Linked DNA regions of Mus musculus: region 2 is linked to region 1. The links are chromatin loops, found by intact Hi-C in ENCODE. Cell type or tissue: heart. All regions are shown on one strand.

Region 1 (5,000 bases):
ACATTGTTGCCACCCACCCCTGCTCTCCACCTTTATCACTCACAGACATGCTCCACAGTTCTTCCTTACGCTGACATCCATCTTGGTATTTGGATCTTAACCCATAAGACACACTTTGGATACAAGCTTTAACTCACTCCAGGGACTATGGTACCGGCTTTATGTGTCTTGAGTATTAAAGAGCAAGCAAGAATGAGGTCCTAATTGAAACTGGAACTGAAAGGAACTACTACATGTCAGCAATGAGGCTCCTGGCCCAGTACTCAGAGTGGGGATGGCTCCTCTAGGCAGGTTTCTGTAGAGGGGAGAATGTGTGTGTGTGTGTGTGTGTGTGTGTGTGTGTGTGTGTGTGTGTATGTATGTGTGTGTGTGTGTGTGTGTGTGTACTGTGTGTGTGTACTCTGTGTGTGTGTGTGTACTGTGTGTGTGTACTCTGTGTGTGTGTGTGTGTGTGTGTATACTGTGTGTGTGGTGTGTGGTGTGTGTACTGTATGTGTTGGGGGTGAGGGAAGCAGGTTGGGATTGTCTGAAGTTTGCCTAGTTGCTCCACAGGTTGCAGCAGATTCTAAGCATGCTAATTCTTCATCCAGAAACTTCCAACACTGCGTGGACAGGGACTGATTCCCTCAGAAAGAGCAAAACTCCTTAGCTCAGCTAAAGGGAGAAAATGGCCAATTGGACAAAATTCACTGGCTTTGATAAAGATCTCCACACAGAAGTAGAATGCTTTTATTGACCCTAGGAATGGTGCCGGTAGCCAGAAAATCTCCCTCCTTTCCCTTCCCAAGGCTTGCACAGTGATTGCTAGCCTGTAGCCGCATTATGTGTATGCCCTAACATAATGTATTTGGGTCTTCATGGTCTCTTTTATAAAGCTTAAAAGGGGGGGATATCAGTTTAGCTATTTCACATAACAGTACATAATTTCTGTGCTTGAAAAGCATTGTGAAGAGGGTGGGGATGCTGAGAGATGGCTCAGTGACGAAGCTCAGCCCCCGGATCCCATGGGGAAAAAAGTCAGGTGTATGGTGACAGGCGACCTATAATTCCAGAGCTGAGAATGTGGAGGCAGGAGGATTTCTGGGACCTACCAGCCAAGTTGAGTCTGCAAGCCCCAGAACAGCATAAGACCTTACCTCAAAAAGCAAGGTGAAGGGCTTGTGAGACACAACCAGCAAAGCTGACCTCTAACCTTGACACACATATAATATGATCTTTAGCTACACATACACATATACCTGTATGAACATGCACACACTAAAAAAAAAAAAAAAAAAAAAAAAAAAAAAAAAAAAAAAAAAAGCCTGTAACTGAGAAAGAGAGAAAGAAAGAAAGAAAGAAAGAAAGAAAGAAAGAGAGAGAGAGAGAGAAAGGGAGAGAGGGAGGGAGGGAGGGAGGGAGGGAGGGAGGGAGGGAGAGAGAGAGAGAGGGAAGGAAGGAAGGAAGGAAGGAAGGAAGGAAAAACAGCTAACAAGGCTTGTGTGGCGACTTCGTGGCAGAAGGCCCAGAATTTCCACTATCCCTTTACACCACCCCCTGCTGGCCCTGAGGTCATTTGAATTTGTGTAACCAGGCTTACACTGTCCGGAGCAGCAAATGGAGCTCATTTTGAGCATTCAGACTTAGATCATGAGGCACAGTTAGCCAGCCGCTGACTGACATTAACTGTGGGGGGGCTCTCAGAAAATTAAGTTACTAAGCAAATTAATGACATGGGTGGTAGATCAAGGAGTCCCCAAGTACCCCAGCATGGGGGACAGAATTGTCAGCACAGCTGGAAGCTGTGACAGTGACAGCTGGGAGACAGCTGGTGGCCAGAGGCAAGAACCCTCAGTTAGAAGAGGTGGGGCTTCAGCTCTGGCTTTCCCCTTACTAATGATATGGCCTGGGGCTTCGTTTTCACACTCAGCTCAGGTGCCTGGTGTAGTTGTATCTGTAATAAGCAACTGCTAATGTCTCCTGAGTGCTTGGTACATGCAGAGCCGTGTGTTATATGTGCTGTGTGTGTGTGTGTGTGTGTGTGTGTGTGTGTGTGTGTGTGAGATGTATGTACTATGTGTGTGTGTGTGTGTCTGTTGTGTGTCAGTTTCCCAAAAGCAATCTGAATCTTTTGTGTCCTGTCCAAAATCAGTGGCAGGACCAGGACTGACCCACAGACCCTCTACCTCCTGAGCACACACCAGCATCTCCTGCTGCCCAGCGACACTTACACCTGTGCAGGGGGTTGTCAGGTTTAAAAGGTGTGGGCATAAGGGCTTGTAAATTGCCAAGTGCTACAGATTTTTACTATGGTCACAAGTGCTGCAATGTTTTAAATTGATGCCTCACCTAAAAGTTACCAGTTCAGTTCGGCCTCTTTCTAATTCTTTCAAATTAGTTTTTGTTTGGTTGGCTTCCCCACCACCACCACCCCCTCCAGCACCCCCAGAGAGTGTATACAACTAGAAGCTGGAACTGACCCATCCTTGGTCCTATAGTGCCCTCTGCTGGCATCTAGGAGAATTCAGACATCCCCATACTACTGGCTCAGAGGGGTTGCTGCAGCTGCTACAGGGTACTAGGGACACCAGATGCAGGAGATTCCATCCTCATCAGCCTTGGTCTCTCTCGTTTATGTGTAAGATAAGGGAAGTGGAAAGAACCGAAGGCAAGGTGACCTAGATTTCATTTAAGATAGTGTAGACCAAAATCTCGTACTCAGCCCTTATAACATCAGAGATGAAGCTCAAAGTGGACACCGGCGTCATCCTTCTCAAAAACCATAGCGAACTCAAACCATGAGGCCAATGGTATTCTGTGTCATAGAACATTCTGGTAAATTCGAATTTACCAGGGCTCCAGCAGGGCTAGGTCCTAATTTGTTCTGTTTGCCAATGTCTGTGGTGTAAATCCTCATGGCCAATCACCAGCTACAAACATAATGACTCACAAGCCTTTGACGATTTTGCAGGTGACCTCTCGCAAGCTGCAGAAGCTAGCCCTAACATGCTCTAACTTGCCTCTTTTTTTTTTATCTGTGTATGTGTGTGGGAGGTGGGGGTGTGCATATGAGTGCAGCTGTTTCTGGGGGTTAGACGTACCAGATCTCCCTATGGCTGGAGGCACAGGCAGTTGTGAGCTATCTAGGATGCTAGGAACTGACCTCAGGTCCTCTACACGAGCAGTATGTGTCACAACCTCCGAACAACCGTTCCAGCCCCAACTATTGTTTAACTCTAGGAGAAATGAAATTTTTCACTCAACTGAATTCCGGAATGTTTACCACTGGGACACTTTCATGAGTAGACACAAGTGAGTCTCACTCCAGCAAAACTGACTCCAAATGGGAAATGAGGAATGCCAGTTGGAATATCCTCTATAGCATATAGTCTAGACCATCTCAGGAGGCTCTGTCCCACCCAAAGATCTTCTTCACTGTCCTGTCACTCCTTCTTCCCCATTGCTCCTCCTTCCTCCCTGTCACTCTTCCTTCCTCCCTGTCACTCCTCCTTCCTCCCATCACTCCTCCTTCCTTCCTGTCACTCCTTCTTCCCTGTCTTTTTCTTGTCTAACCAGCTGGACAGGAGACTTGGGGACACTGTGACATCTCGGAAAGCAAGCCTCCTTCTGCCCTCTGCCTCCTTGCCTCAGTGCCCAATTCCCTGTTCTCCTTTGGTTCACAAACCTGCCTCAGTGCAAAAGCCCCATCCCAGCAGGGGTCTCTGTAGGAACCCCAAGACTTCCTGATGTGAAAAATATGGCCGGCCTTGACCCATACCCTTCTTACTTTATCCTGCTCGGGTGGATGAGGAGCCTGCCTTTGCCCCAGAGGAAGGAGTACATGGGTCCAGTCACAGCCTCGGGGAGCAGTTTCCAACTATAGAAACAAGTCGGCTGAGAAAACCCAGCTCCCAGAAGCCCAAGAGACCAGATCTACTCACCATGTGCTGTCTATTCAGCTATCAAGGCATTCCAGGGTCAGGGGTGAGGGGTACAGAGAACCAAACCACAAAGCCAAAGGTACGATGACCCCACGATCAGCAGCCCACCCCAGGGTTGGCATCTCCTCAGATGTCCCTCTGGAGGCGCTATTCACTCACCTCAATCTTCCCCTGACTCCACCCCCGAGAAAGATGAAATCTGTGGGAGGTAAAACCGTGCCAGGAAGCTTGGTGGGTAGAGCGGGTTGAGACCTGGAGACTCGGTGGGTACACACCTGAGACTTAGGCGATTCCCCACTCCCTGTCAGATTCCGGGCCTTGAACACGTGCCACACTCCCCATTTAAGGAAACGTGACCTATGGTCACCTAGGCCCAGAACTGAGTTCTGCAGGCTAATGAGGTACCTAGAGGCCCCAAACATTCCTGCCCGCTAAAGGTATTTCATCTCAGGTTCACCCTGAGAGGTACGGTATGCATCCATTTTCCACCATGAACAGTCAAGAACAGTTTAGAACCACAGACTGCCTCTTTCATCAAGATCCGCCATGGGGAGTGTGGAAAAGGCCTTCGACTACATAGACGCAACTAAATCTCAGGAAAATGGCCCATCTTCGCTCTCAGCCACAACCACCACCAAGCTAAGGACAAGCTAAGACAAGCTGAGACAAGCCAGAGCTTCTCTCCCCCTCCCCCCCCCCACCCCTCTTTGAGCTAAATCCTGAAGTCTTGACAGAAATGGACGTCAGAACACACTTAAGGGAGAACCAAGCGAAAGCGAACACAGAGAAAAATTTGGAATCAGAGTATTGAATACACATTACCTTTCTACCTAAGAGAGACCTTAGGCAGTCTCTCTCTCCCTCTCCTTCCCCACCCCCCTCTCTCCTCCCCTCTCCCCCCATCCCTATTCCTTCTTACCTCTCCTTATAATCATTGTGGAAACTTTGAAAAATGCACTTGAGTATATGAAAAATTAAATTGCCCACGGCTAATCCCCCTTGGGATGTTTTACCAGGAATAGGTTTAATTGATTAAATTTGTTCTTTGACAATTTCACATATGTATACTTTCTTTCCTCT
Region 2 (5,000 bases), 240 kb before region 1:
GTTCTATTTACTTAAGAATGTGAATAGCAAAAGGCTCATCACTACCCTCAAAAAAATAAATATTTTAATAATTTTTAAATACACATCATTATCAATTTTTGTAGATTTAAAGAGCATGTGAGTGATCAGACACAAATCAAACCCATATACTTTAGAAATTAAACAAAATGTCACACATCATAAAAATAACTATTCTATATTCAAACAAATTCAACATATAATAGGCTGCAAAATGACCTTGAGACTGCTGTCCAACTATCCAACATTTCTTTACTAAAATTATCTGGTTTTAACAGAGAGAATTCACTACACAGTGAATATATCTATCTCTCCAGGACTCTGCTTGAAGCTTTTTATCTTTTGGCTTTTTGTTTTACCTTTTTGGGAGTGCAGATTTTATAAAGCAAGAATACTCAATACGAGCAGAGGGTCAGGAGCACAGTCCACTATCAACGCACTGCCTGAGAGGAGTGAGATGCTACAGCACATTCAAGTTGTAGTACACATTTTCAGAATTGTAGATAAGAAACTCAAAACACTTAAACACCTGCTTTCATTATTCATGATCGATTTCTAAAACTAATTTCTAATATCCAATATACACACCCCACAAATAACTATGAACAGTTACTATGTCCACATCAATACCTCTAGTGTTTTAATTAAAAAAATGTATACTTCTCCTGGTCATAAAAATCTGGTTAGATGTTTAAAAAGTTCAAACAGCTATTAAGCTACACTTTGCTTTGGCACTAGCTCCCCCTCCAGACCAACCTAAAATAACTGCATTTAAAAAAAAAAAAAAAAAAAAAAAAAAAAAAAACCACACACACACACACATTTTGTGACACACTAGAAAATTTCAAAATTCATCACTTTTGAGGTCACTGTTACTCCTTTGGAAAAAAATTATTTAGATTTTATTTTTTTAAAGACCACATTATAGAATCAGAATGATTGTCTTGGTCTCCGTTCTATATATATCAAATACAGCTGACTTACAGAGAAAACAACCTCAAATGACTTTTAGATTTTAAAAAAATCCTTAAAATACAATCTGTAGTGTGTCATATTTAAGTTATTTTGAATCACTCTCCTAGTAGATCACAAGACACCCTTCATATTAACTCACTATCTGATCAAAGACATTTCTGCACGTTCCTGCAATCTATGCAAGTTTCATTCCAGCTGTTCAGCTCTTCAACTCAAACAGAATTCTCGATTTATAACAGCAAACTGAAAACCCAAACCTCCAAGCCACCCTCATATGCTTACAGCCTAGTCGTCTCTTGTTCCCTACATTTTCACTCGGCCTGCAATTTCAAATGCTATATATATGTGTGTTAAAATACTGTCGTATTTATAATTAAGACTTCTTATCAGAAGGACAGCAATGTACAGGAGCGTACTATTGTCAGAGACTCCTATGTTGCCTTAAAGAAAAGAAGCATCTTACTTCTTTGCTTCAGTATATAATTTCTCCCCTAAAATACTTTATATATGATATACCCTTTAAAAGAAGTATGCATATTACACAGAACTTTAACCAAGAAAATAAATAAGCACTTAACCCCAGGAAGAACAAGACAACTAAAATAAAACCTTCTTAAGAGTTTCTACGGAGCAAAGGCAAAGTTAAGTCAGTGACTTGTGATAAATTTAACTCTTAAATTGATAAAAACTTCCATTGCATTTGTTCCCTGAAACCTTTAAGTTCGGAGTGATCTACGGGAGGTACGGGAGGATATGGTTTTCCTGGGCTCACCTTCTTGCGTTTTCTTAAAAGTAACGTGCAGAATTAGACACAAGGAAAAACACTACTTTCTTTGCTTTTCTCCAAGGCCTCCACGTTTAAGGCAAAGCGCTAAAAGCTCACCAGGGTGCGAAACCCTAACCATGACAGTGCCATTTAACTTAAGAATTACGTCTCTGAGGATTGCAAAGCCCACATCCAGAGAACAGGTGCTGCTACCGACAAACCACCCCAACTCCAGCAGGACAGACCTCCGCTGAGCTGATATGACTCATTTAACCTTCCCAAATAAGTTGAGACACTCCACAGCCTCCAGCTTGTCATTCGCAGATCAAAGGGAGGGGATACCGAGGCACCCAGGCCATTAACTACCCTGCCTCAGCCACTAGCCAGAACGCATCTTTGTGCAGGTTCACTCTGATTTCCAGCCCCAGAAGCCCACACAGCAAAGCAAAGCAAAGGAACCCACCTTCCCACGGTCTGACCGTGGGGACCCGGCTGCGGGGGCAAGGAGCGGCAGATGCAGAGATTCGCTGAGGGACACCTCCCACCCCGCCCCCATCCCATAGGTCCTGGGATGCCCGACGCCGCGGCGCCCCTCACCCAAGGGGCCAAGGCTACGCCGGGGTGTCCCGGAGGCTCCCTCCCCACTTTTCCCGGGGCCGCTGGCTGAGCAACGGCTGCAGCAGTTGCAGCAACAGGCCCGGTATCGGCGGGAGGACGAAGGAGCGCCCCGAGCCCAGGCTCCACAGAGCCCGCGCCCGCCCCGTCCTGGAGTCCGCGGCGCGCGGGGCCCGGCTCCCTAACGCCCCCTTACCCGAGGCGGGAGCGAGGCGGTCGGCGCCGTCCCCCGTCGCCGCCGCCGCTGCCTCCAGCTGCAGCTGGCCGCGGCGGGAGAGTGGGAGGGGTGCTGGGGTGGAGGATGCTACTCCCGACTGAAGGGAGAGGAAGAAACGGAAACAGGAACCGCGGCCGCCGCTTAACGGAGCCTTCGGCGCCACTGACTGAGGGAAAGCGCAAGGCGGCGCGAGCCAGGCAGCGGCTGACAGCGCGAGACCGAGCGCGAGCCGGGTCCAGGACGCGCGACCCCGAGCAGCGCCGGCCCCATTCCGTGAGGAAAGGGAGGGACGGGTTGGCTGGGAGCCGGGGAGGGGGCGGCGGGGGCCTGGAGCCCAGAGAACCCGGCCACTCGGGTCGGCCCGAGACCACGCGCGCACGCGCCGGAGTGGCTCCGACCGGGAGCGCAGGCGGGGAAGCCGCCGGCCGGCGCGAGCGAGGGAGCGAGCGAGCGAGCGTGCGCGCGCGGAGAGGGGCGCGCGCCCCTCGGCGTCCCAGCCTGCTGGGGGAGGGCGCGCATGCGCCGGCCGCGGCCTCCTCCAGCGACCCTGGCATGTGCACAGGCTCCGCCCCGTCCCCTTCCTCTCTGTGCGGGTGGACAGCGGAGCTGCAGCATCCACCGGGCCACGGCGGGACCCGAGTTCCAGCCGGACAGCGGCCGCGCGCGGGCTCCGGCTTTGGTCTCTACAGGCGAAGGCCGCCTGAGGGTCGGAGGCTGAGGGGAGCAGCGCTCCCCACGCCCTGGCCGGCCTGGCCCACCACCCAGAGGCGCACCCCGCTGGGGCTCAATAGGGCTCTGTACTAGTTTCGGGGTACTCTCTGCTGCTCATCCGCTGAGGCACCAGCACACAGTGCCACCTCGGCTCCGGGCGGTCCGGCTACCCTGCGGGCTCTGTCTTCATCTGAAGAGAAAGAACCCCGCAGAGCCCGAGTTCGAAGCCCGGCCGTTCGCAGCCGCTGCTGCCTCAGCCCTTCGGAGGCGGAAGTTTATTGAGTACAGGAGAGGAGAGGCTTTTCCCTAGGATGCTTCCTACCCGCTCGCACTCGGGGATCCTGACGCCCGCGATGCTGAGCCGAGTGCCGAAGGGCTACCTCCGACAGACCGTCCGGGAGGGCGAGCTGGGCGGGAGGACCCAGCCGCGCAGCCAGGGCACACAAAGTAGTCGCGGGCCGAAGGGGTGCTGCCGGGGCCAATCAGAGCGGGAAAACCAGTGAGTGGAGTGCGAACTGGCCAATCAGAGGGCCGGAAGATGAGCTTCCCGTGCCGAACTCTTCCCTGTAGCCTGGGGACCAGATCCCAAGCCTGAGGACTCAGCCGGGTGACTGAGTAGAAAAGCTGCCCTCAAGACAATTATTCCTCCCAGCACAGATAAATACTAGTAAATACTTTGGAAACGTATCTCTGAGTAAACAGGGCCACCCTTTTATATGCTAGTAATCAAAAAAACACAGAAAAGACATTAAAGAGGTCGTAGCCTGCCAAGAATGCAACCTACCTAATAACTCTCATAAATTCCCAATGTTTATTCTATATCAGGAACTGTGTTTCTAAAATGCAAAGGACAGTGCTTTTTAAAAAGGAAAAAAAAAAAAATGCCTGTGCCTTCAGGAGCTCCGCACCCTGAGAAGCTTTTCCGGACCTGTGACTGGGTTAATGTCTCTTCGAAATAAAGCTCTCTGAGAAAACACCGTGGCTTATTGAAGGTCACACAAAACTCTGGTGAAGTCAGAATTATGATCTAGCCAAAAAGCTTGGGTGTCATCATTCAACAAATCTGTAGTCATTTATTAAATGCGTAGATAACTTCCGTGAGACTCTCAGTTCTCTGTTGCAAATAAGCAAAATTTAGGCTTATACTGTACTTAGATGGATTAAGGGCTAAAATTTCAACAGTCAAAACCCTGAATTATTTTTCCTTTTGTGTGAGTATGTGCATGCTAAGGGTGTGTTTTCTCCTGGGCTACACCCACAGCCTGGAACATTTTTAGGAGTCAGAGGTAAAATGTTTACTTTGAGGCTTCAGCACAGCATTTAAAAAGCACTTTAACAAGGATGTATGGCTTGAATGTATTCAAGGGAAAAAGAGGAACCATTTCTAGTTAATTAACACACGCTACCATTTGCAGTACTTGAAGATCTCTACATTCAAAGTTTTATGTGTGCCTCGAACTCTCTGCTCCTTTAATCTGGCTTTAATTATCTCCTAGGAAATATTAAAACTATAGGAATCAAAGCATCCCACCTACTTTCTATTTAAGAAAAAGCCACTAGAAATATTTGTGAAGAACTTAGTACATCTTTATAGAACAGCATAGTATATAAGAAAGCGCCAAACTGATGACTCTGAAATACAGTGAGAAAGTAGTTCTTCAGCAGTTCAGGTCTCTGCTCAGTGTCACAGTACGCTGC

Evidence for each region. Peaks named below come from ENCODE experiments on the same cell type or tissue, not always from the same donor. Only the 100,000 strongest peaks of a DNase experiment are listed, where the experiment ranks them.
Region 2: a loop joins it to region 1, with 5 times the contacts of the local background. A loop is called at or near these places in 16 of 42 quality-filtered maps.

Annotation. Positions count from the first base shown.
Region 1 is chr12:76,997,744-77,002,743 of GRCm38, reverse strand. The region is part of intron 1 of Gm35041 (a long non-coding RNA gene); the gene reads right to left. Among named protein-coding and RNA genes, the nearest start is that of Gm35041, 28 kb to the right of the region's middle. In heart, CTCF peaks have their summits at 1,545 (motif pointing left) and 2,505 (motif pointing left); DNase peaks (open chromatin) are centred at 1,603 and 2,493; H3K27ac peaks cover 202 bases; H3K27me3 peaks cover 1,300 bases.
Region 2 is chr12:77,236,824-77,241,823 of GRCm38, reverse strand. It overlaps Fut8 (fucosyltransferase 8), which reads right to left and starts at 3,720. Exons shown (of 12, transcript NM_016893.5): 1 at 3,625-3,720. 9530018F02Rik (a long non-coding RNA gene) reads left to right here and starts at 2,598. Exons shown (of 1, transcript XR_003950200.1): 1 at 2,598-5,000. In heart, CTCF peaks have their summits at 751 and 2,766; DNase peaks (open chromatin) are centred at 3,083 and 3,793; H3K4me3 peaks cover 2,613 bases; H3K27ac peaks cover 2,110 bases.